Regions from separate parts of the Homo sapiens genome. Here region 2 is linked to region 1. A link is a contact called in ENCODE Hi-C or POLR2A ChIA-PET data. All regions are on one chromosome and are shown on one strand. Each heading gives the region's core, a stretch centred on a gene start or an enhancer-like site at or near the end of the contact. The rest is flanking DNA. Distances are from core to core; before and after follow the strand shown. Region 1 overlaps BPTF (bromodomain PHD finger transcription factor). Region 2 has its middle 15 kb from the start of AMZ2.

What was found. Hi-C counts contacts between places; a loop is a spot of excess contacts on that map. ChIA-PET counts read pairs that join two places held with the same protein, here RNA polymerase II (POLR2A). Pooled maps may share reads with other maps.
Region 2: a pooled map shows a loop between it and region 1 (4-fold over the local background). The contact joins two enhancer-like sites. A Hi-C loop is called at or near these places in 1 of 50 pooled maps. POLR2A ChIA-PET finds 5 or more read pairs at or near these places in 2 of 52 experiments (Panc1 and naive thymus-derived CD4-positive, alpha-beta T cell).

What each region holds. Positions count from the first base shown.
Region 1 is chr17:67,961,273-67,965,274 of GRCh38, reverse strand. BPTF (bromodomain PHD finger transcription factor) reads right to left here. Exons shown (of 28, transcript NM_182641.4): 25 at 871-1,063. Among named protein-coding and RNA genes, the nearest start is that of C17orf58, 33 kb to the left of the region's middle. Within about 2 kb of position 1,839, at least 5 of the 41 ENCODE cell types and tissues checked have a DNase peak (open chromatin) inside an H3K27ac peak, as active enhancers do.
Region 2 is chr17:68,261,417-68,265,418 of GRCh38, reverse strand. It overlaps a transcript of ARSG not described here. Among named protein-coding and RNA genes, the nearest start is that of AMZ2, 15 kb to the right of the region's middle. Within about 2 kb of position 1,767, at least 2 of the 41 ENCODE cell types and tissues checked have a DNase peak (open chromatin) inside an H3K27ac peak, as active enhancers do.

The sequences.
Region 1 (4,002 bases), core at 590-3,089:
GCCTCCCGGGTTCAAGCTATTCTCCTACCTCAGCCTCCCTAGTAGTTGGGATTACTGGTGCGCCCCACCGCACCTGGCTAATTTTTTGTATTTTTAGTAGAGAGATGGGGTTTCATCCTTTTGGCCAGTCTGGTCTCGAACTCCTGACCTTGTGATCCACCCGCCTCAGCCTCCCCAAGTGCTGGGATTACAGGTGTTAGCCACCACGCCCAGTCCCCTTTTTGTTTTTCATAAGGAAAAGAATAACTATAATCTTTTTTTTTTTTTTTTTTTTTTGCGATGGAGTCTCACACTCTCGCCCAGGTTGGAGTGCAGTGGCGCCATCTCGGCTCACTGCAAGCTCTGCCTCCCGGGTTCATGCCATTCTCCTGCCTCAACCTCCGGAGTAGCTAGGACTACAGGCGCCCGCCACCACGCCCAGCTAATTTTTTGTATTTTTAGTAGAGACGGGGTTTCACCGTGTTAGCCAGGATGGTCTGATCTCCTGACCTTGTGATCCGCCCACCTTGGCCTCCCAAAGTGCTGGGATTACAGGCATGAGCCACCATGCCCGGCCAAGAACAACTATAATCTAATCATACTGCTTCTCAATCCATGGGGGTGAGAGGAAGTCTCCTTAAAAATAAAATGTATAAAGAAGTGAGTCATGTTAACACTCTTGTGAGTGTGAGATAAGCTGACGTGGTGTGGGGATATGGTAAAGCTCATGGCACTGGTACGTGAAGGACTGCAGTTTGTTAGGCACTTCACTAGACTAGCTGGGAGTCAGTAAATAATCATTCTAAGATTGGAAACTTGAAATCCTAGAAATGCTTCCAAAATTATGCTGGCTGATTTCATTTTGAAATGCTGCACACAGAGGGGTCTCACCTGTAAGGAACGGAGCACCCTCTTCAACCCCTCATAATCCTTCTCTGTTAGTGGCGTGAGCACTGTCATGGCATCCTCTGTTGACTGGCACTGTGGACAGACATACTCATCAATGAGCTCTGCCTCACTTTGCAAGATGCCAACGCAGCGCCCATGGTACCAATTCTGACACCGATCACAGCCAATATAAAATCTGCAAGATCCGAAATGGAAATGTGAGTTCAAAACACATGGGATGATGTTACTTATAATAAAGCATGCACCTGAAAATTTGCTAAACCCTGGGATATAAAATAGTTTTAGTATTATGGTTTTAATACTTTCAAGATTGACATTCCAGTTCATTAATTTAGTATTTTTGATGTTAAGAACAAGCAGTAAAAAAATTTATAAGAACACTGTGTAATACTGGAGAACCAATTTAAAGATAAATATGAAACATTCAATTGATTTTAAAGCTGAAAACAAAGCCAAAAATCTTTCAACTAGTACTGTACCATATGGGTGTTCAAAATCCTATAAGCTAATAACAGAGTCTCAGAGCTTGTACCCAAATTAGTGTTTTTCTAACCTACAATAAAGCACCATTTCAAACACTGATAAAGTCCAAACAAGTCAGGCTATTTTAATCTCATTAATTTCTATGTTACATATTGAAGAATCAAATCTACCATTAAACCACATTTTCCCCAATGTGTCTCAAACATTCACTATGAAGCAAGATAAATTTTGAAGGGTAGGTAAAAAGGGAAAAAGAGAAAAATGAAAAGGAATTTGTAATGTAAGTGTATAATAAATGTAGAAAAAAATCTGCTTTTTATTTTAAAATAAATAAGTAACCAGTCAGAGCAATTTGGCTTCCTAAATTATTAAATATGATGCTCTTATCAGAACTCACTGTGACTCATCATAAGGTGTTCTGCAGATACAGTACAATTCCTCACTGCTGCCCTCTTGTGCCCGTTTACAATCATTACAGATGTACACATCCATTTTCTTAGCCTCCTTTTCTGTGATGCCAACACATTCTCCATGATACCAGTTAGTACAAAGATCACAGCCAATATAGAACCTAAAAGTATTCACAATGAAAATGACAATGTAATTGTCATTTTGAGCTGCATGGTACTTAAATCTGTCTTCCCTGCCTTGATTCACTTTTTTACAGTGTAACTTCCTGCAATGAGTCAGCTAAACATTTCTGAATCCAACCATTCTACTCCTGGCAAACTCCAGTATCTGATGCTCTATCACATGTGGAAACATAAAGTCACTCACATCAGTTTCAACAAGTACACTGCTTAGTGAAATATGGGTCTTTAAAAACATACTGGAATTTGAAAAAAGAAACAACACATTGATGGTAATGTCTTCCTCTGAATGAATGTGTGTAAAACTGTAACAGGCACAAAAACCAAAGCCAAAGAATCAAAGACTTACATCTGTCAAACCTATTCCACAGAAGCCATTTCAATATCAGGGCTATTTCTTAGATAGGTTTGAAAATGTATCTCACAATTTAAATTTGAAAACAAAGCAAAGCGCAAACACCAAGTAGAAGTTACACTACAAGGAACATGCAGGTCAGCCAGGTGTAGAAGATAAATGGTCAAAATATGATATGAAGAAGAAAACTAAGAAAGTACATAGAGTAATTCAATCTCTACCAGGTTTTCTGAATAAACATTGGAATTTAATCGAATTAAAAATAACCTCTCATAATGGAATATGGCACGGGCCAGTTTTCCTGTTAATATAATGTTTGTGACAATGTGGGCAGTGGCCTGGCTAACTAACGGGCAGGGAACGTGGAAGGAGATGCTTCAGTTCAACACCGGGGACAAGGTGTGGAGAATGATGCAAGGATAGTTATCCAAAGCCTGTGAGGGTCTACACTGCTTGGCAAGGGGGAGCTGTGTAAATGTGTGATTGTGGAGAGCAGAGTGGCCTCTGTAACAAAAGACCTAATGACAAAAGGAAAAGTAAATGTAACAAACGCTTACACAGTGTGTCTATAAGTGTTGATAGGCACTGTGTAGGAACACCATGTCAAAGTCATAGTGAGAATTACCATGAATCACAGGGAACCAGACTGGCCTTGCTGATACCATTGGCACTCTTAGTTCTACCAAGGCATTTCTTGGCAGATTCACCTAGAGGAATGGAAGTCGTCCTCAAGCTTCAAATTGACCTGCTTCATGAATGTGAAGGAATAATATATGGTTATGTAGTTTATCCTGTTACCACTAACTTTTTTCTTTTTTTCTTTTGTCTCGCTGTATAGCCCAGGCTGCAGAGCAGGGGCAGGATCACGGCCCCCTGCAGCCTGGACCTCCCAGGCTCATGTGATCCTCCCACCTCAGCCTCCCGAGTAGCTGGGGCTATAGGCATGCGCCACCAGGCCCGGCTTTTTTTCTTTTCTTTTTTTTTTTTGACAGAGCTTTGCTCTGTCTCCCAGGCTGGAGTACAGTGGCATGATCTCGGCTCACTGCAACCTCAGTCTCCCGGGTTCAAGCGATTCTCCTGACTCGGCCTCCCGAGTAGCTGGGATTACAGGTGTGTGCCACCACATCTGGCTAATTTTTGCATTTTTAGTAGAGACAGGGTTTTGCCATGTTGGCCAGGCTGATCTCGAACTCCTGACCTCAGGTGATCCGTCCACCTCGGCCTCCCAAAGTGTTGGGATTACAGGCATTAGCCACCACGCCTGGCCAATTTTTTGTACAGACGGGGTCTCTCTATGTTGCCCAGACTGGTCTCAAACACCTGGGCTCAAGTGATCCTCCCACTTCGGCCTCCCAAAGTGCTGAGATTACAGGTATGAGCCACGGTGCCCAGCACTTTTTTCTTTTGAACTATGACTCTCACATGATTTTCACTGCCACAGGTGGGGGTCCTCTGAGATAGTTTGTGTGTTATCTCCACAGGGTGATAGGCTGTGTTCTGGAAGGATGTTCAGGACTTGAATTTCAGTTTTCAGTCACTCTCACTGGATTCCCAAACCAGCCTAGTTTGGGACAAGAGATTACGAAACACTCCTTAGAAACACTAACTCATCTCAACTAAAATAGGGAGTGAATGAACCTGGTATACTAAAGTGTTAATAATGACAAAATGAAAAATATAAAATAA
Region 2 (4,002 bases), core at 518-3,017, 300 kb before region 1:
GAGTTCAAGCAATTCTCCTGCGTCAGCCTCCCAAGTAGCTGGGATTACAGGCGTGCACCACCACACCCAGCTAGTTTTTGTATTTTTAGTGGAGACAGGATTTTGCCATGTTGGCCAGGCTGGTCTCGAACTCCTGACCTCAAGTGATCTGCCCACTATGGCCTTCCAAAGTGCTGGGATTACAGGCATGAGTCACCGTGCCCGACATTATAGCTAACACATTTGTTAATTACGTTTTCTTTTTTCTTTTTTTTTTTTTTTTCTGAGATGGAGTTTCACCCTTGTTGCCCAGGCTGGAGTGCAGTGGCGTGATCTCCGCTCACTGCAACCTCCACCTCCTGGGTTCAAGTGATTCTCCTTCCTCAGCCTCCAAAGTAGCTGGGATTACAGGCATGTGCCACCACGCCCAGCTAATTTTTGTATTTTTAGTAGAGACAGGGTTTCGCCATCTTGGCCAGGCTGGTCTCAAACTCCTGATCTCAGGTGATCCACCCACCTCGGCCTCCCAAAGTGTTGGGATTACAGGCGTGAGCCACCACACCAGGCCGCTAATTATGTTTTCATTTCCCCTGATTAAAAAGATTCTGCTTTAAGCTTGTTGACTTCAAGAGGTTTCAGTATAAACCTTATGTAGACTTTCTCTACCCAAAAGTAAAATTATTCTACTTATAAAAATGAGTTGGGCCAGGTGCAGTGGCTCACGCCTGTAATCCCAGCTCTTTGGGAGGCCAAGGCGGGTGGATCACCTGAGGTTGGGAGTTCGAGACCAGCCTGACCAACATGGAAAAACCCCATCTCTACTAAAAATACAAAATTAGACAGGCATGGTGCTGCATGCCTATAATTCCAGCTACTCGGGAGGCTGACAGGAGAATCACTTGAATCCAGGAGATGGAGGTTGTGGTGAGCCAAGATTGCGCCATTGTACCCCAGCCTGGGCAACAAGAGCGAAACTCCAACTCAAAAAAAAAAGAGTTGAGACCATGTACTCTTTTAAGACCTATGTATCCGTAACTAATACAAAATGTGTCCAAACCTTTTAACAAAGTTATACATTTTATACTCCAATAATATGTAATGTAGCTTTTCAGCATTTATTTGCCTTTCCCTTTGCTTAATATCTGGTGATAAAACAGAAAATGGATTCTATGTCAGCATTCTTGTGGCGCAGATTCAAATCACCAGGTGGTATTTATTACATTTAGATTTCCATACTCCAATTCAACTATTGTAAATCAGAAATCATCATGATCCTTCAGCTGGGCGTGGTGGCGCACACCTGTAATCCCACCCAGCACTTTGAGAAGCCGAGGCGGGTGGCTCACTTGAGGTCAGGAGTTCGAGACCAGCCTAGCCAACATGGTGAAATCCTGTCTCTACTAAAAATACAAAAATTAGCCGGACATGTTGGTGCGTGCCTGTAATCCCAGCTACTCGGGGGGCTGAGGCAGGAGAAGCACTTGAACCTGGGAGGTGGAGGTTGCAGTGAGTCGAGATCACGCCACTGCACCCTAGCCTGGGCGACAGAGCAAGATTCCATCTCAAAAAATAAAAATTAAGAAAAAATAAAAAAGAAATCATGATCCTTAGTTTCACAAGTTTGCAAATATGGGGCTCACCAATAGGGAACTAGAGTTTAGAAGCCATTGTCTTTAATTCTTTAAACCGTGGCCAGGTGTTGTGGCTCATCCCTGTAATCCCAGCACTTCAGGAAGCCACGGTGAGTGAATTGCTTGAGCCCAGGAGTTCAAGACCAGCCTGGGCCACATGGCGAAACCAAAATTAGCCAGGTGTGGTGGCTCATGCCTGTGGTCCCAGCTACTCAGGAGGCTGAGGTAGAAAGAGCACTTGAGCCCAGAAGGCAGAGGTTGCAGTGAGTCCAGATGGCATCACTGCACACAGCCTTGGCAAAGAGTGAGACCCTGTCTCATAAAAGAAAAATAGTAATGGTTATGCACATTACTTAAAATGACCTATTTAAGGAATTCAGACATGTTACACGCAAAAATGATCACTGCTATAAGTATACATTGCATTGATAAAAGAGAAGCTGCCCTTGTTTTCAGATTTGTGTTTATATTGCATGTGTCCTAAGTGAGGGCGATCGTAGCGTACAGCTGGGCCAGCCGCCGTTGCATAAGTAAGGAAACTGGGTCCCCCTAGTGTTCAGTTCTCGTTAATGACTCTCTAAAGGTGCAGAACAAGAAAAGTGGCAAGAGAACTTACAACTTCCCTTTCCATGTAACAACTCACCCAAATCAAAACTACTTCAATGACTATCCATTTCCTACATGGAAAATTAGACGGGAAACCTGATGCCCAGAACATTTCACCAAATATTATTGAGAAAATACAGATTGTGGCCATGTATTTGTGTCATTTATATGCCTTTCCAGCAACTCAAGAACAAGCACGCTAACTTCCCTAACAACTTATACACCCTAGAATTCAACCAAAACTTTAAGCACCCTCTCTGCACTGGCACCTCCCATTCTTAGTCCCAACTTTGTCCCTGAGCTCCTGATTTATATCTGCCCGCATGGCAGGGCATGGATATAAAACTAGGCATCTTCTACTTAAAGTGTCCTCAGCAGAACTCTGGATCATCCTCCTCAAACCCACTCCTCCACACATCCAATCGGCTCTCCTTTCTAAATATATCCAGGAGCTGACTGCTTCTGCCAACTGCACCAGGACCCTTGATCCAAGCCAATATCATCTTAGCTGGATTATTACAGTAGTCTTCTAGCTGGCCTGCCTGCTTCCACTCTTGGAACACGCCACCCCCACCTTAATTTTCCATACAGCAGCCACAGTAATCCTCTTACAGCACAAGTCTGAACTAAATCCTTAGCAATGGGCCCTGCATGAACTGCCTGATGGATACTATTACTTTTCCCTCTGCTCCTGCTACACTAGCCTCACTGGCTCTTTTTCTGGGGGGGTTGGGGGGGCAGTCTCGCTCTGTCGCCCAGGTTGGAGTGCAGTGGTGCAATCTTGGCTCACTGCAACCTCCGCCTCCCAGGCTCAAGCAATTCTCCTGCCTCAGCCTCCCGAGTAGCTGGGACTACAGGCGCCCGCCACCACACCTGGCTAATTTTTTGTATTTTTAGTAGACACGGAGTTTCACCGTGTTAGCCAGGATGGTCTCGATCTCCTGACATCGTGATCCGCCGACCTCAGCCTCCCAAAGTGCTGGGAATTCAGGCGTGAGCCACTACGCCCGGCCCTTTCTTTTTTTTTTTTTTGTTTGTTTTCGTTTGAGATGGAGTTTTGCTCTTGTCACCCACGCTGGAGTGCAATGGCACAATCTCGCCTCACTGCAACCTCCGCCTCCAGGTTCAAGCAATTCTCCTGCCTGAGCCTCCTGAGTAGCTGAGATTACAGGCACCCGCCACCACACCCAGCTCATTTTTTTTTTGTATTTTTAGTAGAGATGGGGTTTCGTCATGTTGGCCAGGCTGGTCTCGAACTCCTGACCTAGGTGATCTACCTGCTTCAGCCTCCCAAAGTGCTGGGATTACAGGTGTGAGCCACCACGCCCAGCCTCTCTTACTGTTTCTGGAATTGTTCTTACTGTTGCAAGCTTCAGGCCTTAGCATTTGTGGTTTCCTTTGCTTGGTACTCCCTTCCCTGAGATGTGTATGCAGTGTGACCCTTCAATTTGATCACTTCCAAATGCCACCTCCCTAGGGAGGCATTCCTGTCTATCCTATTCAAAATGGTACTTGTTTCTATCCATTTACTTTGCTGTTATTAGGTTATAACAGCATCCACTTTGGGAGGCTAAGGTGGGCAGATTGCTTGAGCCTGGGAGTTTGAGACTAGCCTGGTCAACATGGTAAAACCCCTCTCTACAAAAACTACAAAAATTAGCCAGGCATGGTGGCACATGCCTGTACTCCCAGCTACGTGGGAAGCTGAGGCGGGAGGACCACTTGAGCCCAGGAGGCAGAAGATATAGTGAGCCAAGATCACACCACTGCACTCTAGCCTGGGTGA